2 separate regions of the Homo sapiens genome follow, and region 1 is linked to region 2. Evidence: read pairs that join two places in POLR2A ChIA-PET (ENCODE). Cell type or tissue: IMR-90. All regions are shown on one strand. Each heading gives the region's core, and the rest is flanking DNA. Links, peaks and the distances in the headings are about the cores only.

The links. ChIA-PET counts read pairs that join two places held together with the same protein. Peaks named below come from ENCODE experiments on the same cell type or tissue, not always from the same donor. Only the 100,000 strongest peaks of a DNase experiment are listed, where the experiment ranks them.
Region 1: POLR2A ChIA-PET joins it to region 2 with 5 read pairs; 4 of 35 experiments call an interaction of 5 or more read pairs at or near these places.

Annotation. Positions count from the first base shown.
Region 1 is chr1:12,289,546-12,301,858 of GRCh38, reverse strand. It overlaps VPS13D (vacuolar protein sorting 13 homolog D), which reads right to left. Exons shown (of 70, transcript NM_015378.4): 23 at 10,735-10,861; 24 at 8,155-8,335; 25 at 2,475-2,657. Among named protein-coding and RNA genes, the nearest start is that of VPS13D, 66 kb to the right of the region's middle. In IMR-90, for the core only: no CTCF peak of the experiment used is centred there; a DNase peak (open chromatin) is centred at 5,008.
Region 2 is chr1:12,623,399-12,635,711 of GRCh38, reverse strand. No RefSeq gene overlaps it. Among named protein-coding and RNA genes, the nearest start is that of DHRS3, 11 kb to the right of the region's middle. In IMR-90, for the core only: no CTCF peak of the experiment used is centred there; no DNase peak of the experiment used is centred there; H3K27me3 peaks cover 3,228 bases.

The DNA of each region.
Region 1 (12,313 bases), core at 2,445-7,444, 330 kb after region 2:
TTGGAATCTCCAGAGTGATAAAATGTCCTTGTGTATGTTAACGAGATAACTGGTGGCTAAAAACCCTTAAATAGCTTTAGAACGGGGGTTGCTGGAAGTACAGGCAACCGTGTGATTAGAGGGTTGGAACTTTCAGTTTCAGTGCCCAGGCCTCCAGGGAGAGCAGCGGGGCTAGAGATTGAGTCTAATCACAAATGGCCAATGATTTAATTAATTATGCCCATGTAATGGGGACTCCATTAAAAGCCTAAACAATGGGGTCCAGAGAGATATCAGGTTGGTGAATACATCCGCAGTCCAGGAGATGGAGCACCCCAATTCCATGGCACAAAAGCTTCTGTGTTCGGGACGCTGCGGGGTCTCGCCCTATGCACCTCTTCATCTGGCTGTATCCTTTATTACAGCCTTTATGCTCAACCAGTAAATGTGCTCCCCTGAGTTCTATGAGCCACTATAGCAAATTACTGAACCTCAGGAGGCATTGTGGGAACCCCAAGCTTATAGCTAGTCTGTCAGACATACAGGAGACCTGTACTTGTGACTGGTGTCTGAGTGGGGAGCAGTCTTTAGGGACCTGTGGGGTCTTAAGCTAACTCCAAGTGGTTAATGTCATAATTAAATTATAGACAAGTTGGTATCTGCACAGTCGGAAAATGGTTAGTATGGGGGAAAACCCAACACATCTGGTGTCAGAAGCATTGGGAGCTGTTTCCTTTTATATGTAAAGAGCACAGCACTGGCTGATGTATAATAAGCATTCAGCAAATGGCAGCTATGTATTGCTATTTTCGGCAGTTTTTAAATCTTACAATCAAATCTTACATACATCTCAAAGGCCATCTCTCTCCCTACGTTATTAGCTATTATACTAAAAATAGGCATAAGTAGCTGGGAATTTCAGTAAGTGCTTTTCTGACACACTAAAACGAGTTTGCAAGGAATAAGCAAATAGACTGAAGAGCTGCTGTGGAAACCAGCAAGGAATGATGAAAACACACACCAAGAATGACAAGGCCTCATTTCTGGTTCCAGAAATGTCACTCAGTCTCCTCAAATGCAAAAATGGATGAAGGGGGACTAATCGGACCATCTAAAAGGTCCTCTCAGCTTTAAGGGTCTGTGAATTACTAGGTGTTTCCATTTTTACTGTTTATTCTCAAAGAATCCTAGTTTCCCCAATGTAAAACACAAATAACAACAGTCCTCATCCTAATTACCTCCAAACACTGTTATGAGAAATGGATAAGTCACAGCCATAAAAAAGAATGAAATCATGTCCTTTGCAGCAACATGGATGGAGCTGGAAGCCATAATCCTAAGCGAATTAATGCAGGAACAGAAAAGCAAATGTGGCCGGGCATGGTGGCTCATGCCTGTAATCTCAGCACTTTGGGAGGCCAAGGCGGGTGGATAACCTGAGGTCAGGAGTTCAAGACCAACCTGGCCAACATGGTGAAACCTCGTCTCTACTAAAAACATAAAAACTCGCTGGGTGTGGTGGTTGGTACCTGTAATCTCAGCTAATCGGGAGGCTGAGGCGGGAGAATTGCTTAAACCCAGGAGACGGAGGTCACAGTGAGCCAACACAGTGCCACTGCACTCCAGCCTTGGCAACAGAGTGAGACTCTGTTTCAAAAAAAAAAAAAAAAAAGCAAAGCAAATGCCACACATTCTCATTTGTAAGTGGGAGCTAAACATTGAGTATCCATGGATGGTCATAAATATGAGAACAACAGATACCCTCCTAAGGTTCTATAATTTGCTAAGAGAGCTCACAAAACTCAGGGAAACACGTTTACTTGTTTAACATCAACTACTAGAGCGGAGTCGGGGGGTTGGGGGGAATGGGTCGGAAAACTACCTATTGGGTACTATGCTATCTGGGTGCAATATACCCATCTAAGAAACCTGCACATGTACCCCCTGTATCTAAAACAAAAGTTGAAAAAAAAAAAAAGGTGCCACAGTAATTTAAAACTGTAAAGCAATATACTGTACAGATGTTATTATTAAGACATTTTTAAATGGCTTCAAGTAAACCACGGGCCAATCACGTCCTCTGAAAAAAGCCACAGAGTCTAAAACGTTTATATTATAGAAGGAATGCTTTTATATAAAGAAAGCATTATAAAAAGATGGAAGGTTGATTCCATTGGTTTGTTTGCTAAAACAAGTTACTACCTACATTTACTAAGAGTTATAATTTACACTACCTCAATTCATAAGGTTAATTGAAATATCAATAAAATGTCAAAAAAAATTCTACTACCTACATTTACTAAGAGTTATAATTTACACTACCTCAATTCATAAGGTTAACTGAAATATCAATAAAATGCCAAAAAAAATTCTTCAAGCCACATACCCTACAAAAGTAATAGCAATTATGGATCATCTTACAGCAGCATACAAATTTTTCAATTAGTGATCAAATACTAGCTGAACGGAAAAGGAAATGGATACTGATTGCTCACCTTATCTTGTAGGGAAAAGGTGCCAGGAAAACCAGCAAACAGAAACTTATTTTTGACTTTCAACTTCCCCAAATTTGCTACAATCAGATTATTTGATCTGGAACTTTCTGGGATCAAGAGAACGGGAGCACCAGCCTCAATATCCAGGAGAACCCGTGAACAGCGCTGGGCTTGATCTCTCACCTGAAAGAGGAAGGAAAACTGACTCAGAGGATAATTAATTCCCTAATTTTACCACCAAATAACCTCAGGTTCCCAAAAGTTTCGTGAGTTTATAAAACAATTAAAATCATACAGAGCATATTCTATGACCACCATGGAGTTAAACTGGAAGTCAGTAACAAGAAGATAATGGAAAATCCCCAAATATTTGGAAAGTAAACTACACACTTCTAAATAACCCCTAGGTCAGAAGAAATCACAAGGGAAACAGAAAAATATTTTCACTAAAATGATAAGGAAGACATAATACATTAAAATTTGTGGGATACACTTAAAACTATGCTTAGAGAGAAATTTACACCACGACTTTAGAAAGCAATAAAGACTTAAAAATCAGTAATTGAAAGCTTCCACCTTAAGAAGCTGGAAAAAGAAAAGTAAATTAAATCTGAAGTAGAAGGAAGAAAATAAAAAGCATAAGTCAATGATATAGGAAACCGACAATCAGAGAAAAATCAATTAAACATTTATAGAATATGACTGCACCCAAAAACCACAGAACATACTTTTTTTTTTTTTTTGAGACAGAGTCTTGCTGTGTTGCCCAGGCTGGAGTACAGTGGCACAATTTCAGCTCACTACAAACTCCACCTCCTGGCCTCAAGTGAGATTCTCATGCCTCAGCCTCCCGAGTAGCTGGGATTACGGGCACGTGCCACAACGCCCAGCTATTTTTTGTATTTTTAGGAGAGATGGGGTTTCACCATGTTGGCCAGACTGGTCTCAAACTCCCGGCCTCATGTGATCCACCCGTCTTGGCCTCCCAAAGTGCTGGGATTACAGGTGTGAGCGTGCCCAGCCCAGAACATATCCTCTTTATAAGAACAGGTGGTCTATTGGCTGAGAGTATGCCTCGGCCATAATACAGGCCTGAATAAGTTGGTTATTTTAAAAGATAAAACTAATAAACCCCTGGCCACTTAGTAGCTTGGTTATCTTGGTTAAGTCGTTAAAGTCTCTGTGCCTCCGTTTCCTTATCTATAAAATGGGAATAATAATAAGCCATAAGCCCTACCTCAAAGAGGTATAGGGATTAAATGAGACAATACACCCAGAAACTGAGGTGAAAATGTAACAGCTATTATTATTACCACATCAACACCATATCTTTTCAGTCTTTTTTTCCTGTACACACAGCTATGTATTTATATATATACAGGCATCCTGACTAGCACTTACATCTTGAACATGCGTTCAGTTATATGTTAATGGAAAAAACACTGAATCATGAGCCAGACAACCAGGGCTAAGAGTTAACAATGTTTCCTCACTTATAAAATGAAAGTAACACATCTGCCGACCACCGCCTCATTAGGTATTATCATAACTAATTATCTTTTTTTCCTTGATTATATCCTCCCACTGAAATATAAACTCCATGAAGGCAATGACCTTGTCTTTCTTGTTTTCCACTCTGTTCCTAGCACCTGGCAAGCTGCATGACACACTCATTCCTAAATTACTGAAGAAATGAACAAACAGGGTTGTTATAAGGATCAAATGAGATAATGTGTAGGAAAGCACTTTGAAAACTCCAAAGCATCATTAATATAAATAATTATTGCCAAAAGTACAGGCTACTTAATTCTGCTATCTCCGTATTCCTACTATAACTGAGTCAAGGGAAGAATAGTAAGAAAAATAACTCCCTGATGGTCACATAGCTAATGGAAGCAAAACCCACTCAAGATATTTGTCCCAAGATTTCTAACGCACAGCATTACTTTACTATACCAGTTGCTAGGTGAATGAAGAAGTGTAACAAATATAAGAGGTTACATGTAAAGTGGAAGGCATAGAAAAACTGCATCATACTTCTGGGGTAAAATATATGGGAAATAATTTATATTTGGCCAAACACATCTGGTATAACTGATACTCTTAAAATTTCAAACATTAAGAATACAAAGAAATTCAAAGTTCCACTGAATCATTATTTACAGACCTCAGAAAATGTAGGAATAAAAACCCAGCTACATGTCAAAAACACGTGTCACCAATACAAGGTGAAAGAAATTTAAATTTCAAACAAAATAGCCTCTTAATCTTATCGACAAATAAAAGTAGATCTTAGCTCTATATAAACCTAATTCAAACAGCTAGAATTAAAGATTCTTGAGAAGATCAGCTTCTCTTCAAAGCCTACATATTGAACAATGTTCAAAATAGAAAGACATTCCTTTAACCTCCTACTTGTCTTATATAATTTGATAAAGCAAAACTTGAGACTTATTGTTCAACTCTGCTTAACCCAGGAAGTTAAACCCAATTACTCAGTAATATACAAGTATCTCGTTTCCTAACCCAAATGATTCACCACCATAAGACTTACCACTGTTTCAACCACACATGTAAAAATAACTGTTTTAAATGCACACAACAATTCTAACAGAAAACATTTAGCAGAGTCATACTGAAAGTCACAAAAATGTTCATAACTTTGATAAAACAGTACCATTTGTAGGAATCAATACTGTAAACATAATTCAAAAAGTGAAAAAAAAACTTCACTTCTGTAAAGATATTCATGGAAGCATTAGTCATAAGAATGAAAAGCTGAAAGCAATTTAAATGTTAAAAATAGGAAAATGGTTAAACTAATAGATTATATAGTTGCTACATAGGATATCTATGAAAAATGCAAAGCAAGATGGAAAAAGATTCTAAAAAAGGCTAGGAAAAATAGCTGGATTCTAAAAGTGCATGTATAAAATTACAGTGTTTTACATACTTGATACACTGTATGCTATTTCTCAATCTAAATTATTTTATAAAAGCATATGCAGACCATAAATGTAATATCATTTTATATCAAATAAAAAGTCTGACAATAAGAGTGTTGGCAAAGATATGAATTAAAAGAAATTATTATACACTGCTGATGGGAGACTATCATTGAGACAGCTGTTTTGGAAAACGATCTGGCTTTATCTAGTGAAGAGAAATGTGCGCACACCCTATGGCTCAGTAATTCCACTGCCAGGTATCTCAGAGATCAGAGAAAGTCTCAAGTATGTGCATCAGGACTCACAGTACATAAGAGCTAAACACTGTAAACAGCCCAAGTGTTCCAAAGGAAAATGGATAAATCATTTATACACAGAATGAAATGCAATGGTAAAAATAAATGCTATCGTATGTAACAATATGAATGAATCTTATCAACACACTAAATGGGGGGAAAAGCAAGTCAAGGAACATTAAATACGGTTTAATACCATTTTTATAAAGATCACAAGCAAAGCAAAAGATACCGTTTAGAAATTTTTTCTTTTTAATTTTAAAGGATCTTATAGACCCAAAAATCACCAGAGTGGTTCCACGAGGAGTTGACAGGGGAACGGAATAGGGAAGGAACACAGCATATGCAGGCAGCTGTCTTCCTGATGCTTTAATTTTTAGTTAGAGGTGGGTTCACAGATGTTCATCTTATTATGATACTCTGTGACATATATACATGCTACAGATAATCTTTTATAGGTGTAAAACGCTAAATTTTTTTTGAGTTGTTAAAGAAAGAAAAAAAGGTTATATATTCCATGAGCAAATTCAGAGAAAAATGTATAGAAAACAACAGAAACAAATTAAAACATGCTATAGTGCAGAGATACTAGTATGATTCTTTTTTCCAGATTTTCTATCATTTGATTATGCTACTTGTATATTTTTTAAAAATACATTCTCTGGAAGATACACAGGAAACCGACAGCACTCGTTGCTTCCAGAGAGAGAAACTAGACAGTTGGAGAAAAATAATTGAGGAGACTTTTCTCCAAATGCCCTTTTTCACTTTGCTACTGTACCAAATCAATATCTACCAAGTCAAACATTTTTTATTTAAATTAAAATGTAATTTTTAAAAATGCTGCCACTATAAAGTATCTATTTATTAAATTATAATCTTTTACCTAATAAAGTTTTGTTTTTTTTTTTTTTTTTTGAGTCATGGTGGCTCTGTCACCAAGGCTGAAGTGCAGGTGGCATGATCTCAGCTCACTGCAACCTCCACCTCCTGGGCTCAAGCCATCCTCCCACCTCAGCCTCCCAAGTACCTGGGACTACAGACACATGCCTCACCACACCCGGCTAATTTCTGTATTTCTTGTAGAGACAGAATTCCACCATGTTGCCCAGGCTGGTCACGAATTCCTGAGCTCAAGTGATTTGCCCGCCTCGCCCCCCAAAGTGCTGGGATTACAGGTGTGAGCCACCACGCCTGGCCATAAAGTTTTTTTAAAAAAGGAAAAATAACACGTTGTTACAAAAGTACATTGTTATTTTCTATGGTTCCCAAACTGCACTGAGACACCACAGGGTGGCAAAGGCTTGCAGCTGTCAGGACTTTTTTTTTTGAGACGGAGTCTCGCTCTGTCGCCAGACTGGAGTGCAGTGGCGCCACCTCGGCTCACTCCAACCTCCGCCTCCCAGGTTCAAGCGATTCTCCTGCCTTAGCCTCCCGAATAGCTGGGACTACAGGCACGTGCCACCATGCCCAGCTAATTTTTGTATTTTAGTAAAGACGGGGTTTCGTCATGTTGGCCAGGATGGTCTCGATCTCTGGACCTCGTGATCTGCCCGCCTCGGCCTCCCAAAGTGCTAGGATTTACAGGCGTGAGCCACCACACCCGGCTGCCAGGACATTTTAAATTTTTGAAGGAAAAACAACATCTGCCAGACACTGCACTAACTAGTAGCTTGTGGTAGTTGGCATTCAATAATAGATCATTCTATACTCCTTTCAGTAAGGTATTATCTTTGCGAAGCTGGGTCTTCAGCGGTTGCTGTGAGAAAAAGCAAGTACCATAAGAAGATAAATGTGGACAGGAAGTGAGGGTTGTAATGTCCAACCTGATTCCAAGTTTGAGAAGTTATGCAATACCTAACAGGCACATACCTCCTACCAGTCATTGTGGTTACTTAAGAATTAAATAAAATATTATTCTTTCCATTTATGTGTTATTATTTTTTCAAACACCTACTAAGTTGTTAGGACATATGTACTTGTTGTTTAGACTGACTTACTTTGTAAACGGAAATACCATTAGGTGTTTCCTTTGGCCTAGGATGTGCCATGAATAAACTACCAGGACCCCACGGGGGCCACGAACTCAGTTTAGAACTTCTGATCTACTGCATTTAGAAAAAACCTACCACTTTCCAAGAGAAACATCCCCACTGAAGTCCTAAAAGGGACCAGAAGTCTTAAGTGTTCTTTGTAAACCTCCCTTATCTTTTTTTACAGAAAGTGAAAGCTAAAGTTTGAAGGTAATTTAAGTGAGATACAATAAATAAGGAACAAAGCTCTTCAATTACACAAAGATGTCTGTAGCTAATCTACACGGAGAACATATTAGCAAGGATAACTTACCTTTACTCTTCCAGATTCATCTCTAGAGGCCTAAAAGTTCTACTGATCAGTCAAACTGGAAAAGCAGCTTGGAGGGCCCAGGCTACCTACCGTCTGCCCCTCAATAGCAGCTCGCTGGCGCCCTAAGACATCCTGCAGCTGAGTGAAATGCTGAATGAAGGCCACCACCTCTGCCTGGAAACGCTGAGTATGCACATACTGCACAGAGGCCATCCGGAGGCTCACGCGAATGTCGTGTTCTCTCCGGAGCAGAGGGTCAGGCCGTCCGTATCTAAAAATTAGGATAAAAGTGTGACTCAGATAACAGCAAGACACAAGTTAGTATTTCAAGAAAACTCAGGTTGGTTTAGGGGCTTCCCTAAAACCAGCTTTAATTATTAAATGGAAATCCAAAATTAGGCTTTACAAAGCAAACTCTAATAATTACTCCTTTTGTAAGCTTCTGTGATGGGATAAAGGTGTGATAGCCAGGAGTATAAACAGGTGGACAGCTCTAGCACTGAGGTCACTCAGAGGCCACCTGAGGCTCTGACCTTTCTCCCTGCCCTGAAAGGTAAGTATTCCTGCTCACCATGTTCCTGGCAAAGATTGTGAGGATGTGTGAAAAACAATAAAAATAAGTCCATGAATTAATGGGTAAAGAAAATTAGGCATCAGAATCAATGTTTCTAGGAAAAACTGTCTTCTAGAGGCAGAAAGACATCTTTTTACTTAGTCAAATGTAAGTCAAAGAGTTCTGGAATCTATAGTCGAAGATAAATTAGAAGACTTCTACAAATTGTTCTGAGTTTAATGGAGCATGGTGCCATAAAAATATTATTAAATAGGACACAGTCAACCAACATTGCTGAGTACTTATTTTGGGCTAGGCGGGAAATTGAGAATTTTACATTAATTATCGGACTTCATGACACCAAGGTATAGAACACAAACAAATCCATTCTCAGCAGGGTACCATATAACCCCCTAAAAATGAAAAAGCCCTCAGATATCTTCTTGAAACAGTTTTTCTCAACCTTGGTTGAACATCAGCATTTTAAAAAAAACACACACACTGGCCAGGCACGGTGGCTCACGCCTGTAATCCCAACACTTTGGGAGGCCGAGGCCGGTAGACTGCCTGAGTTCAGGAGTTTGAGACCAGCCTGGGCAACATGGTGAAACCCTATCTCCCAAAAATACAAAAAATTAGCCGGGTGTGATGGTGCATGCCTGTGGTCCCAGCTACACAGAAGGCTGAGGTGGAAGAATTGCTTGAGCCTGGGAGGTAGAGGTTGCAATGAGCTGAGATCACACTACTGCACTCCAGTCTGGGTGACAGAGCGAGACCTCGTCTCAAAAAAAAAAAAAAAAAAAAAAGAGACTGAGCATGGCCCTAGACCAATTAAATCAGAATATGTAGAGGCAGACCTGGACATCTATATTTTCTAATACCTCTTAGATTAAAAAAAAGAAAAAAAAAAGGGTTGAAAACCACCATTTTATACTCCCTATTTTCTGAGAAAAGCTTTTTTTTTTTTTTTTTTTTTTTTGAGATGGAGTTTCGCTCTTGTCACCCAGGCTGGAGTGGTGCAGTGGCACAATCCCGGCTCACTGCAACCTCCGTCCCCCAGGTTCAAGCTATTCTCCTGCCTCAGCCTCCCGACTAGCTGGGATTACAGGTACCTGCCACCACACCCCGCTAATTTTTATATTTTTGGTAGAGATGGGGTTTCATCATGTTGGCCAGGCTGGTCTCAAACTCCTGACCTCAGGTGATCTGCCTCCCTCAGCCTCCCAGAGTGCTGGGATTACAGGCGTGAGCCACCACGCCCAGCCCTGAGAAAATAATTCTTTAATAACCAGCCATGCCTGAAGATCCCTTTCTAAAATCTAACATAGAAACAATTCAATATAGATCATGTTTATAAACAAAAATGCATAATGAACTCATAACCTCAACAACCTTCTGAGGCTGAAATCATTCCAGAACTTTTAGAGCTACATGGAAGCTCAGAAATGTTCTAATGATTCAGTCCCCTTAATATATAGAAAAACTGATGCACGAAGACTGCATGACTTGTCTCAGGACATACACCAAGTTCGTGGAAAACCAGCAAGAGAGCCCAGGGCTTTTAATAATCAGAAATATTCAATCATACCCTATCTGGGGTGGGTGTGCGTGTGTGTGTTGAGACAAGGCCCCCCTCCATCACCCAGGCTGGAGTGCAGTAGCACAGTCATGGCTCACTGCAGCCTCCAACTCCTGGGATTAAGGGATCCTCCCACCTCAGCCTCTCAAGTAGCTAGAACTACAGTTGCATACCACCACACACAGACGGCTTTTTTCTTCTATAGAGACAGTGTCTATGTTGCCAAGGGTGGTCTCGAACTCCTGGCTTTAAGCAATCCATCTGCCTTGGCCTCCCAAAGAGCTTAGATTACAGGCATGACCCACCGCACCTAACTCATACCCCATCTGTTTATGAAGCTTTAAGTAGCCCACTTCAACACAGATCCATTTTAATGAAATTTAAAGTCAGGAAGAACTCCTCATAACCATAACTTCTCAATTTCACCTCTAAGAAGGTAAAAATTTTTAAAAGTTTTCTTTATTGTCTAGCCAACAAGAATCTGAAACAGCAAGTATTATGATAAAATATCAAGTCAGAAAAAGATTGACATTTTTACTTAAAAGTCTGGAAGATGAGTGCTTCTTCACCACTGGTAGTGAACCGTTCTCTGTAGAACTCTCCATGGCATGTGAGGTCACTTAGAGACAGACTCCCAATGCTGCCCTGTAAGGCCAGGTCTCCCTCTAGGGATGATAAAGTTAGAACACATTACTATGTATCCTTTTTTGTCACACAACTTAAATATGTCTGGAACAAAAGCTGGTATACACATGCCTCAGACTTTTCACTTTGTAATCAAACCTCAAAAGCAAATTTTCATATTCCAATATACCCCAAAAAATATTTTATGCAATATTTAAAACAAAGTCTCAATGCAAAAAAGGAAAAAAAAAGTCTCAATGCAGAAGTCCAAAGGGGACTGAAATAATACAGCAACATTACATTTTTTTTTTTTTTTTAGACAGAGTCTAGCTCTGTCGCCCAGGCTGGAGTACAGTGGCGCGATCTGGGGTCACTGCAAGTTCTGCCTCCCGGGTTCACGCCATTCTCCTGCCTCAGCCCCGCCGAGTAGCTGGGACTACAGGTGCCCACCACCATGCCTGACTAATTTTCTGTATTTTTAGTAGAGACGGGGTTTCACCGTGTTAGCCAGGATGGTCTCGATCTCCTGACCTCATGATCCGCCCGCCTTGGCCTCCCAAAATGCTAGGATTACAGGTGTGAGCCACCGCGCCCGGCAACATTACATATTTAAAGGATAAAACCTTTATAAATACAGACAGAAACTTGATGCTTTCTGAGATGAGACCACTAACTAGAAATAAACATCATTAGGTCTATTAATTATACTCTGGATAAAAGAATAAAGGAGGACGTGTCAGAAACATGTTAGGTATTCAAGCAACATTAAGCATGTTTTAGTATGATTTAATGAAAGACCAAAATTAATGAGGTAGATAGGCACTGGAGACACAGATTTGAAACTACTCTGATATATGAGTGAAGTTTCTGGAAGGTGGAAAGAAGAAAGAAGACGTGACTGAAACATGTACGACTAGAATGTGAATCTATAATGAGTCATTATTAACACTGTATGGATACTAAAAAGGAATATTCTGAACCGTTGCCTCTGTAAAACAAAATTTATTATCATAATTATCGTGATAAAACAATTACTAAGGTATATTTGGCATGCTAGTTCAGCTCCCAATGAATTGAAAACACAATTTTTTTTTTTATTTTTTGAGACAGGGTCTCACTCTGTCGCCCAGGCTACAGTGCAGTGGCACAATCATGGCTCACTGCAGCCTTGACCTTCCAGGCTCAAGCAATCCAACCACCTCAGCCTCCTGAGTCGCTGGGACTACAGGCACTGGCCATCACAACTGGTTAATTTTTACTATTTTTGTAGAGATGAGGTCTCACTATGTTGCCCAGGCTTGTCTCAAACTCCTGACCTCAGCCTCCCAAAGTGCTAGGATTACAGGCGTGAGCCACCGTGCCCAGCCACATACTTATTTTAGATACCTAATGTCTTCTAACAAAAATAACCAAGCTTTTACCAATCTTAAAGGCCATTAACAGGAATACGCTGTAAGAAGGAAAAAAAAAAAAAAGCCAATCTCCTCTAAGAA
Region 2 (12,313 bases), core at 3,986-8,985:
TAATGTCCCCTTGTGCCCCTGCAGGAGGATAGAACTAGTGTGTGGGGCTCACTGCCCGGCAAGGGGCACTTAGGGGGTGCCAAGCCTCCCTCTGAGAGCTCTACCCCTGACTCTTATCAAGAAGCCCTCACACACCCCTGATGTAGGCACTCCAGCTGTCCCCATTTCACAGATGTGGAAGCCAAGGCCCAGGGGCATTAAGAACTATGCTCCAGGTGAGGCGCTGTTTAAGTGAAGAAGGAGGAATATCCGTGTCCTGTTGATGCGGAGCAAATGATCACAAACTCGGTGGCTTAAAATGACATAGATGCATTCTCTCACAATTCTGGAGGCTGGAAGTCCAAAATCAAGGGGTGGGCAGGGCCACAGTCCCTCCAGAGGTTCTAGGGGAATCCTTCTGAAGCGGCATCATTTGCCTGGGGTAATACCCCAGGTTCGTTGCCTCACGCCAAGGAACTTAAGGATGCACACACGCAAGGAGTGAGTTTAAGGGTGGAAGTTTAATAGGCAAAAGGGAAAAGCTCCCTCCCAGTTTGCAGCGAGATGCGGTCGGTTTTGTAGATGAGCTTGAGGAGGCGGTGTCTGATTTACATAGGGCGCAGAGGATTGGTTGGACCAGGTGTTCCCTTTACATAGCGCACGAAGAAGCTGGCCATCCCACCCTAATCTTTTGTTATACAGTTGGGGTCTCCACCTGGCCAGCGCCGCATTGTCTGCTTCTTTACTGCACATGTGGCCTCCATGTTGAACATGCCTGGCCCCCAGATAGCCGTTTCCAATGGGCACATAGGAAATTCCCACGTACACACAGGCACATAGTAATTTCCTGCCGGCATTTCCCTACGCCAGCTTCCAGCTTGCTTATCTGTTTGCAGCTTGATTTTTCAGGCTGTTTTTTGTTAGGAAAAAAAAATGATTTGCCTGTAATCCTAGTACTTTGGGAGGCCGAGGCGGGCAGATCACCTAAGGTCGCCAGTTCGAGACCAGCCTGACCAACATGGAGAAACCCCCGTCTCTACTAAAAATACATAATTAGCCAGGCGTGGTGGCCCATGCCTGTAATCCCAGCTACTCGGGAGGCTGAGGAATCGGTTGAACCCGGGAGGCGGAGGTTGCTGTGAACCGAGATCGCGCCATTACACTCCAGCCTGGGCAACAAGAGGGAAACTTCGTCTCAAAAAAAGAAAAAGAAAAAAATGATATGGGGGCTGCTTTTTATTAAAGAGAAAACCTTACCGAGGACTCTCTTACCCTCACTATCCTCCTAAATAATTTATTTTTAGCTCCTGTATCACTTCCTGGCCTCTTGCAGCTTCCGGTGGCTCCAGGGTTCTGCGGCTTGCAGCTGCGCCACTCCAGTCTCTGCCTCTGTCCTCACATCGGCCTTCTCTTCCCTGGGCGTCTGTCTTCTCTCATAATGACACCTGTCGTTGGATTTGGAGCCCCTCTGGCTATTCCAAAATGACCTCATCTTGAGATCCTTAGTCAAATCTGCAAAGACCCTTTCCAAGTCAAGTCACATTCACACATTCAGAGATTAGGATGGAGATGTATCTTTTGGGGGACCCCCTTCCAACTTGCTACAGAGGATTTGAACCAGGTCTGGCTGCCACTCAGCCTTTAAAACCTCATGAGGGGGTGGGGGGGGAGTGAGGATGGTGAATGGATACAAAAAATAGAATGAATAAGAACTAGTATTTGACAGCCCAGCATGGTGGCTATACTCAGTCATAATTTAACGGCCTGGCGCGGTGGCTCACGCCTGTAATTCCAGCACTTTGGGAGGCGGAAGTGGGAAGATCGCTTGAGCTCAGGAATTTGAGACCAGTCTGAGCAACATAGTGAGACCTCATTTCTAAAGAAAGAAAAATATAATAATTTAATTTTACATTTAAAAATAACTAAAGGTATGATTGGATTGTTTATAAGACAAAGGATAAATGCTTAAGATTATAGATTCCCATTTACCCCGACGTGATCATTACAGACTGTATGCCTGTATCAAAATATCTCAGGTACCCCACAAATATATACACCTGCTATGTACCCACAAAAATTTAAAAGTAAAAAAAAAAACAACAACACAACACATCCGGCCGGGCGTGGTGGCTCACGCCTGTAATCCCAGCATTTTGGGAGGCCGAGGCGGGTGGATCACGAGGTCAGGAGATCAAGACCATCCTGGCTAACACGGTGAAATCCCGTCTCTACTAAAAAATACAAAAAATTAGCCGGGCGTGGTGGTGGGCACCTGTAGTCCCAGCTACTCGGGAGACTGAGGCAGGAGAATGGTGTGAACCTTGGAGGCGGAGCTTGCAGTGAGCCGAGATCCAGCCACTGCACTCCAGCCTGGGTGACAGAACAAGACTCTGTCTCAAAAAAAATAAGTAAATAAAAATAAAATAACACAAGACATCCAACAAGTGCCCAGGGCACCATCACCTTGTGGGGGTGGGGGGCTCCTACCTACCCCAATTAGAGCTGAAAGCACAGAAAGTCCACTTCCTTGAGACACCTGGTCACACAGGGACAGTATGACCTGGAAGTTCAAGTGTTTGGGACAGAGAAACCTCGGTGGTTTTCTCACCTCCACGATTTCCTCCAATAAAACTTCCTCAATTCCCCCAACCCTGCCCTTGGCAAATGCCCCACTTACCTGCCACTCACACGACACTCTGTCCTCTCCTCTGGGACATCTCACAAGTGTGAATCCACTTCTGTGATCAGTGATTTCTGCCTGTCCCCTGACCTCCGCTAGATGTGAGGGAGAAGGGCAGTGTCTACAACTACTCATGTGGACATCTTACCCCTGTGGGGCTTTTCTCTTTGTTTGTAACAGCTTTATTGAGATGTAATTCACATACCATACAATTCACCTGTTTAAAATGTATAATTCAAGGTTGTTGTGGTGGCTCCTGCCTGTAATCCCAGCATTTTGGGAGGCCAAGGCAGGTGGATTGCTTGAGCCCAGGAGTTCAAGACCAGCCTGGGCAACATAGGGAGACCCTGTCTCCAAAAAAAAAAAAAAAAAAACACAAAAACTTGTTGGGTGTGATGGTGAGAGTCTGTGGTCCCAGCTATTCAGGAGAGGGAAGTGGGAGGATCGCTTAAGCCCTGGGAGGCAGAGGCTGCAGTGAGCCGTGATTGCACCACGGCACTCCAGCCTAGGTGATAAAACAAGATCTTGTCTCAAAAAACAAAAAGGAAACGAAAAAAACTTAAGTGTACAATTTAATGGGTTTTAGTATATTTATAGAGTGGTGCAGCCATCACTGCAATCAATTTTTGAACATTTTTACCATCTCCCCTCTTAAATTCTGTCGCCAGTAGCAGTCACTCCCCTTTCCCCCTCCCCCATGCCCTAGCAACCACTGACCTGATTTCTGTCTCTATGGCTGCCTGTTTTGGACATTTCATAGAAACAGAATTGGACAACGTGTGGTCTTTGTGACTAGCTTTTTCACTTATGTTTCAAGGCTAATGCATATACAGTATATTTCATTCCTTTTCACTGCCAAATAATATTGCACTGTATGGATTTGCCACATTCTATTCATCCATTCATTAATCTGCAGACATTTGTGTTGTTTCTGTTTGTTGGTCATTATGAATAACACAGCTATTAAAGCAGCATCCATGTGCTCCCAAGAGAAGTGCTCCAGAGAAAAGGCAAAGGAGGAGATGGGGGGTGCAGAATGGGGGAACATTACTGTTATGGGATCTTTAGGTTGTCATTTTTCTGGCCGGAAACCTCTGTGGCTGGGGGCGCCTTTGCCCAGGTTTTGCTCAGGCCCGCTGGGTTTCCTTCACCTACTTGGCCTGGCAGGTTGAGCTCAGCTCACACTGCTGGCCTGGGTCCCACACCTGCAAATCAGAGGAGGAATGGCAAGGGGTGTATGAGTAGGTACAGGGTCCGGCCACTGTGCACAGACAGACATGCCAGCTGCTGCAGCAGGATGAGCAGCTCCAGGTGCCGGCAAAGTCGCTGGCTCTCTGCGAGGCTGCAGCCAGACCAGGCACGCTGCAAGTAGCTTCCACAGTTGGCACCAGGGAACACAGTGGCATTCAGAAGCTTGGAGACACCAGGAACTGCAGGGCCCAAAAGAGGGAGTCACAGCCCTGGCTTAGGGAGCTCTCAGGTCTGGGCTCCCTGAAGGGCCACAGCTCTTCTCTCCTTCTCTTCACCCACAGCATGGCAAGCAAGGGGCATGTCTCAACCCTGTTTGTGTTACAGCTCTTTTAGTCTCACCATTCGGTGGGTCCTGAGTTCTTGTCCTGCAACCAGGAAGAATGAGGTACACAGACAAGAGGAAGTGCAAGATGAAGAGGAGCTTTATTGAGCAATAGAACAGCTCAGAGGAAACTGGCAGGGGGCAGCTCCTTTCTGCAGCCAGGGTGTTCCCACAAGTGTTCAGCTCCTAGCGGAGAGGGTAGCTCCTCTCTGCAGCTGGTCATCCAGTCATCTGTGCAGCTCTCAGCAGAGAGGAGACCATAGAGTGGGTGGCTCATCTCTGCAGGCAGGTCATCCCATCGTCTCTGTAGCTCTCAACAGAGAGGAGGCCCTGAAGTGGGTAGCTACTCTGCAGCTGGTCATCCTGACATCCGCTCAGCTCTGGCTGATCTTGGGGCTTTTATGGGCCTCAGAGGGGAAGAATTGCACGCTGATTGGTCCATGGGTGGCCATAGGTGGGCCCGGAAAAGGCACCACAAGTTCCTGCTCTGCAGAACTGGCAGCCCAGCCCCCAGTTTTCAGACTCTCCTAGCCTGAAGGTAAGGTCTCACTGGGGTCTCACCACCCCCTTCTGCTAAGGAACCTGTCTGCCTCCTGCTGCTGTTTTTGGCACCTAGGCTGTAGGTGCCAAAGGGTGCCTGCTGCCCTCAGCCCCCCTTGGCTTCCCTCCTAAGGTTGTTGGTTCCCAAAGTCCAGAGGGGGCCAAGGCAGCAAGGGGCTAGCATGTCAACACTGCCCTGAGTGTGCGAAGATCCAGACCGGCTGCAACAGCACCCAGACTCAGCCCCGACTTTGCTCTGAGATCAGAGCTGGCACCAACAGCAGGGAGAAGCCAGGCAGCGGGAGCAGGCACTTCTGAGCCTGCGAGGGTGGGGGACCTTCTTGGACCCCAAGAGTGCGGGGATGCCTGGGTCTGCAGCTGCAGTTTGGGTAGCTGCACCTGCACCCAGGGGTATGGGGCTCCTGCCTGCTCTGCGGAGCATGAGGCCTGGGTCTGCAGCCAAGGTTTGGGTGGCTGCATCTGTCCCCAGAGGGCAGGGCTCCTGCCTGCTCTTGGGCCCCGAGAGTACAGGGATGCCTTGGTCCACAGCTTTGGCTTTGATGGCTGCAGCAGCAGCCGGGGAGCTCCTGCCCCAACACAGAGGGATGGGACTCCTGCTTGTCCCCAGCTCCCACCAGCTCCATGGAACATGCAGCCCCAGCCTCGCCTCCCTGCTGCAGCTGGCATGATGGCAGTAGCCACTCCAGATGGCCTGCCGCTGCCGTCATTACAGTGTTAGTGAAGTCCTCAGTGACACTGAGCTGAGACCTGTAGAAGGTGGAGGAGCGAGTCCTGCAGATATGCAGGGGTTGGGGGGATCACAGTCGTCCCAGCTCATCGGATCTTTTTGCCAGAATTGAATGTAGCCACATTGATTATCTGTGTCCTCACCATCTTGGGAGTCAATTCTTGTGAAGGTTGCCCAAAAACATTATTTTGAATTCATTAGAAGCTCAGGGTGGTAAACATGCCAAGGGTAATGAAAACACTTAGCCTTGGGGAAACCTGGGAGGACTCTGGGAGGAGGTGGCATTTGACTGCCCCCACCTTCTGTTGAAGGGTAAATAGAAATGAGGAGGGTCTGGCTGACTGCCCAGCCCCTATCACAAGGAAGCTCTCTGGGGGGCCTCTGCACCCTTCTGAAAGGAGACAAAGGGGCAGCTAAGATGGGTCAATGGGGAGTCCAGCGTGTAAGCTGCCCCAGGATTCCTGAAGCCAGGTGGTCTTTGAGGAGTGCTTGAGGCTTAGGAGAGCAGAGGGCTGGCTCCTGGTTTTATGCAAAACAGCAGAGCTTCCCTGCTCCACACCTGCCCCTATTCTTAACAGAAGCCTTTGTTTCCTCCCAGTGCCTTCCCCTCACCCTCCTCCCCAACCTGCCAAGGCCACCAACCAGAAGCTAATTTGAAACAGTAAATTTGGGAGCAGTAGAGAGGCAGAGCAAGGCAAGTGTCTGCTTTGCCCCCAGGCCAGCCTGAGAGAAAACCTCCACCAATGGGCACCTGGCCTTCCTTTGTCTTGGTTGAATCAACAGTCCATTCATTCATGAGAAAATTCATTCAACAAACATTTCCTGCACATCTCCTCTGTGCTGCCCCCAAACAGTCCCCAGGCTGGAAGGGGTGGAAGAGTGGGGAGAGCGACAAGTAAATAAACGCATGCCATAAAGTGTTTCTGGCATTCTGACAGCCATCTTCATTGGGTGCACAGCCCTAATAGGTCACGGTCTGGGAAAGGGGCCACATGCAGGACCAGCTACATCATTTGCAGGTGCAAAATGAAATGCAGGCACCTCATTCACAAATTAAGGATTTCCACAGGCCAGGCGCAGTGGCTCACGCCTGTAATCCCAGCACTTTGGGAGGCAGAGGTGGGTGGATCACGAGGTCAGGAGTTCAAGACCAGCCTGACCAACATGGTGAAACCTGTTCTCCACTAAAAATACAAAAATTAGCTGGGCATGGTGGTGCACATCTGTAATCCCAGCTACTAGGGAGGCTGAGGCAGGAGAATCACTTGAACCCGGGAGGCAGAAGTTGCAGTGAGCTGAGATTGCGCCACTGCACTCCAGCCTGGGCAACAAAGTGAGACTCTGTCTCAAAAAAAAAAAAAAAAAAAATTAAGGATTTCCACAGCAGACCACTGAAACAGGCGTGGGGCCCTCCTCAGTGTGGGGGCCTGTGGAACAGCCCAGGTCACGTGTCCACAAAGCTGATCCAGTTCCTACTCCTCAAGAGGTTGCCAATCACACACAAGATTTGGACAGGTTATTTCTCCTCTCTATCTTCAGTTTCTTGATCTGGAAAAATGAGTTTGTACCTGCCACGTACATTGGGTTGTTTGGTAACCACCCAGTGGGTTCTTCCTGCCTGCTGCACAGACAAAACCAATCCATTGAGACCATGGCATTGCAGTAAACAAAGAGTTTAATTGACCCGAGACTGGCCATACCATGCAGGAGACAGAGTTATTATACAAATCAATCTTGTTGAAGACTTGGAGGTTAGAGGTTTTTCTTTTCTTTTTCTTTTTTTTTTTTTTTTTTTTTTTGAGACAGAGTCTTGCTCTGTCGCCCAGGCTGGAGTGCAGTGGCACGATCTCGGCTCACTGCAACCTCCGCCTCCCAGGTTCAAGCAATTCTCCTGCCTCAGCCTCCCGAGTAGGTGGGACTACAGGCACCCGCCACCACGCCTGGCTAATTTTTGTATTTTTGGTAGAGACAGGGTTTCACCACATTGGCCAGGCTAGTCTCGAACTCCTGACCTTTTTGCAGGTGAGGCCACTCTCATCCCCTAAAGCAACCTTAGAAAGGTCCTATCCCAGGGTGAGGCAACAGGGTAAGCAACAGGGTGAGGAGGGAGGTATTCATTCCTGGTTTTACAAATCTGTTGTTTTTTTCTCTCTGGGTCCCAAAACTGAAGGGCAGCCCTCAACCCCTTCTGGCCCCATAGATGTTCAGTGTTTGACTAAGATGAAATAGGCCAGGCATGGTGGCTCACGCCTGTAATCCCAGCACTTTGGGAGGCCAAGGCGGATGGATCACGAAGTCAGGAGATCAAGACCATCCTGGCTAACACGGTGAAACCTCGTCTCTACTAAAAATATTTAAAAAAAAAAATTAGCCGGGCGTGGTGGTGGGCGCCTGTAGTCCCAGCTACTCGGGAGGCTGAGGCAGGAGAATGGCATGAATCCAGGAGGCGGAGCTTGCAGTGAGCCGAGATCACGCCACTGCACTCCTGTCTGGGTGACAGAGCGAGACTCTGTCTCAAAAAAAAGAAAAAAAAATGAAATAAAGACCCAACATGATCTGAACAAAGTGTTTTTATGAACTCATGAAAAGAGTCCTTATTAGAAAGGGCTTAGGCAGGAGGCAGGCATGGGGGGTTGCAACATGTCTGATGGCTTTCTGCAGGCTCCTGGCGAGCAGTGATCATTAGCGGATTTTGTTCTGGGGAGGCTCAGTGTCAGCACCACATTATGGGATTTTATGGGATTTATGCACAGAACTTTCCTACAAAGCAAGGTATTATAGGACGGATTAGGCAGTTCCAAGAAGCCAAGGTCCTGGCTCCCCTCTCTGTCTTATTTTTTAGGAGAGTGTTTCAGAGGCCCGTGGTCAGGGGCTCTCTGGCCTTACCCCTGGACTGTAAAACAAGCATGCTTTTACAGAAGATCATACGGTGGATTTTTTTTCATAGAAACTCATTATAAAACATAGAGAATATGTAAAAAGGCATTAAAAGAAGATAAAATCACATGTACTGCCATCATCCACAGACAGCCACTGTCAACATTCTGTGTTTCCTTCCTGTCTTTTTTCTGTGTGCAGGCATGTGTGTGCTCACAGAGAGACAGAGAGCTTCAGAGCAGGGAGCAGAGACAGAAGCAGAGACAATGGGCTTTGATGTAAAACCGAGCTGAATTCTAATCCCTTATTTGCCACTCACTGGCTCCGTGAACTTGGCCAAGTTGCTTTACCTCCATTTCCAGCGATGTAAAAGGAGACTATAGATCCTACCTCCAGGGAGTTCTTTTGGTTAAATGAGATTAAATGAATATAAAGCATTTAGTGTACAACCTGACACACAGTAAATCCCAACCAAACAGTAACTAAATAAATATGGACATACACTATGGGGCTTTTCATTCCAAAAACAGGATCATACTGGTGATTCAATTTTGTATCCTAACCCTGTAAGAATTTCACTGCTATCAATACGGAAAAATTGACTTCTATTCCCAGGCAGCTGAAAAATAATAATAATACAATTCCCAATTATACCTTGCTTCCTAGACTAAATTTTTAACAATGTAGTATACTGTCAATATACTTTTTGTTGTTTTGTTTTGTTTCGTTTTAGACAGGATCTCACTCCGGTTGCCCAGGATGGAGTGCAGTGGTGAGATCACGACTCACTGCAGCCTCAACTCCCCCAGCTCAGGTGATTCTCCCACCTCAACATCCCGAGTAGTTGGGACTACAGGCACACATCACCACGCCCGGCTAATTTTTGCATTTTTAGTGGAGACAGGGTTTCACCATGTTGCCCAGGCTGGTCTCAAACTCCTGGACTCAAGCAATCTGCTTGCCGTGGCCTCCCAAAGTGCTGGGATTACAGATGTGAGCCACCACCATACCTGGCCAGTGTGCACAGTTTTTTTGTTTCCTTGTTTGTTTTTTGAGACAAAGTCTTGCTCTGTTGCCCAGGCTGGAGTGCAGTGGTGCTCTCTTGGCTCCCTACAACCTCCACCTCCTGGGTTCAAGCAATTCTCCTGCCTCAGCCTCCTGAGTAGCTGGGATTACAGGTGCATGCCACCATGCCTGGCCAATTTTGTAATTTTTAGTAGAGATGGGGTTTCACCATATTGGCCACGCTGGTCTTAAACTCCTGACCTCAAGTGATCCACCTGCCTCAGCCTCCCAAAGTGCTGGGATTACAGGTGTGAGCCACCACGCTTGGCCAGTGTGCACGTTTTGTTTGTTTGTTTTTGGAGACAAAGTCTCACTCTGTCACCCAGGCTGGAGTCCAGTGGTGCTATATTGGCTCACTACAACCTCCATCTCCTCGGTTCAAGCAATCCTCCTGCCTCAGCCTCCCAAAGTGCTGGGATTACAGGTATCTTCCACCATGCCCGGCTAATTTTTCTAATTTTTAGTAGAGACGGGGTTTCACCATGTTGGCCATGCTGGTCTTAAACTCCTGACCTCAAGTGATCCACCCACCTCAGCCTCTCAAAGTGCTGGGATTGCAGGTGTGAGCCACCACGCCTGGCCCAGTGTGCACGTTTTTTGCGTTTTGTTGTCCTTGTTTTCTTCTGCCCATCAAAAACCCAACTAGCACCTGACTGAGGCTGCAGGTTCATAACATCCAGAGGATCTGCCTGTTCCACCTGTGTTCCAGTAACGCCACTTAAAACTGCATGATTTTGACATGTTACCCCGTCCTCTCTGGGCCTCAGTTTCCTAATCTGTGAAATGGGAACAGCAATGGTGTCCCCTCAGCAGCAGGCTGTCGCAGCCAAGTAAGATACTCCACATGACGCACTGCACCTGGCATCTAGTAAGCATTCAGTAAAAGGTAAAATAATTAAGTTTCTTGAGTTTGAGACATAATCTTCATATTACAAATTTATGCACTTCCAATTTGTCTGTTTTCTACTTGTTTTTATAAACTGATTAGGGCAACATGCATTAAGATATTGAAATAGGCCGGGCGCAGTGGCTCACGCCTGTAATCCCAGCGCTTTGGGAGGTGGAGGTGGGTGGATCACCTGAAGTTGGGAGTTTGAGACCAGCCTGGCCAACATGGCAAAACCCCGACTCTACTGAAAATACAAAAATTAGCCGGGCATGGTGGCGGGCTCCTGTAGTTCACCTACTCGGGAGGCTGAGGCAGGAGAATCGCTTGAACCCGGGAGGCAGAGGTTGCAGTAAACTGAGACCGTGCTACTGCACTCCAGCCTGGGTGACAGAGCAAGATTCTAACTCAAAAAAAAGAAAAAAGATATTGAAATAATTGGCCAAACAGAGCTTTTCAATGATAGAGTAGTCATTGAAGGGAGCCATGGCTGGCAGGAAGCACCTTTATGCACTCTGCCCACGGAGAGAGACAAGCCGGATGACAGGCAAGCTAACCCTAGCCCTAACTCTAACTCTAACCCTAACCGTAACGTGGACACAGGTGGCTGAGGACCCAGGATATTCATGCAAAGCCAGGGAGCCTCCTGTCTGCCTCCCCACCTGAAGGCAGGGACTGGGCTATGCTTGCCATCTTAGAGAGCCCTTCTAAAAAATGGCAGCGACATCATAAATCCTGAGAGAGGCCCATTGTCAGAGGCAGTTAGAAGCAGTGGCCTTGGGCAAGTTATTGAATCTTTGGAGGTCTCTGTCCTCATCAGTTCAGTTAGGACCAGATGAGATATTACCTTTAAGGAGCGAAAGAAGTACCAGGGTATGGGAAGCACTCAATAAATGGTAGCTCCTTGTGATGACAAATCCATCACTAGAGTCACGGGCTTTTGTTTTGTTTTGTTTTGTTTTGTTTTAACCTCTCAATGAAATCAGTCTCCTGCGTGACCTCTTTAACAACTTCTTCTTACAGTGGATATTAAAACCTGGGTTAGGCCGGGCATGGTGTCTCACGCCTGTAGTTCCAGCACTTTGGGAGGCCAAGATGGGCGGATTGCTTGAGCCTAGGAGTTCGAGGCAGCATGGGCAACATGGTGAGGCCCCATAACTACAAAAAAAAAAAAAAATACAAAAATCAGCCAGCTGTGGCAGTGCGTGCCTGTAGTCTCAGCTGCTCAGGAGGCTGAGGCAGGAAGATCGACTGAGCCCCAGAAGTGGAGGCTGCAGTGAGCCATGACTGCACCACTGCATTCCAGCCTGGGTGACAGTAACACTTTATTTAAAAACAAACAAAAAAACAAAAACCTGGGTCTTTGTGAATGTATTTCCAGAAAGAGTATAGACAGAAAAGCAGATTTTTTTTTTTTTTTTTGAGACAAGGTCTCACTCTGTCATCCAAGCTAGAGTGCAGTGGTACAATCACAGCTCACTGCAGCCTCCACCTCCTGGATTCAAGCAATCCCCCTGCCTCAGCCTCCTGAGTAATTGGGACTATAGGTATGCACCACTGCACCTGGCTAATTTTTCTATATTTTTAGAGATGGGGTTTTACTGTGTTGTCCTTGAACTCACTAAGTTGCTGGTCTTGAGCTACTGGACTCAAGTGATCCTCCTGCCTCGGCTTCTCAAAGTGCTGGGATGACAGGCATGAGCCACCGTGCCCAGCCTGGAAAGTAGATTTTGCCTTCCTGAGACTGCTTCATTTATTTCTTAGGACTTGACAGACTGAAGTTTGCTAGCTTGCTAGTGGTAGAGGAGAGACGTTGACAAACTGAAAACAGTCCACAGACCAAATCTGGACCACTGCCTTTTTTTATGCAGTTTGCAAGTCTGAGTGGTTTTCAGTTTTAAATGGTTGGAAAATAATCAAAACAAGAATGATATTTCATGACGTGTGAAAGTTGCATGAAATTCA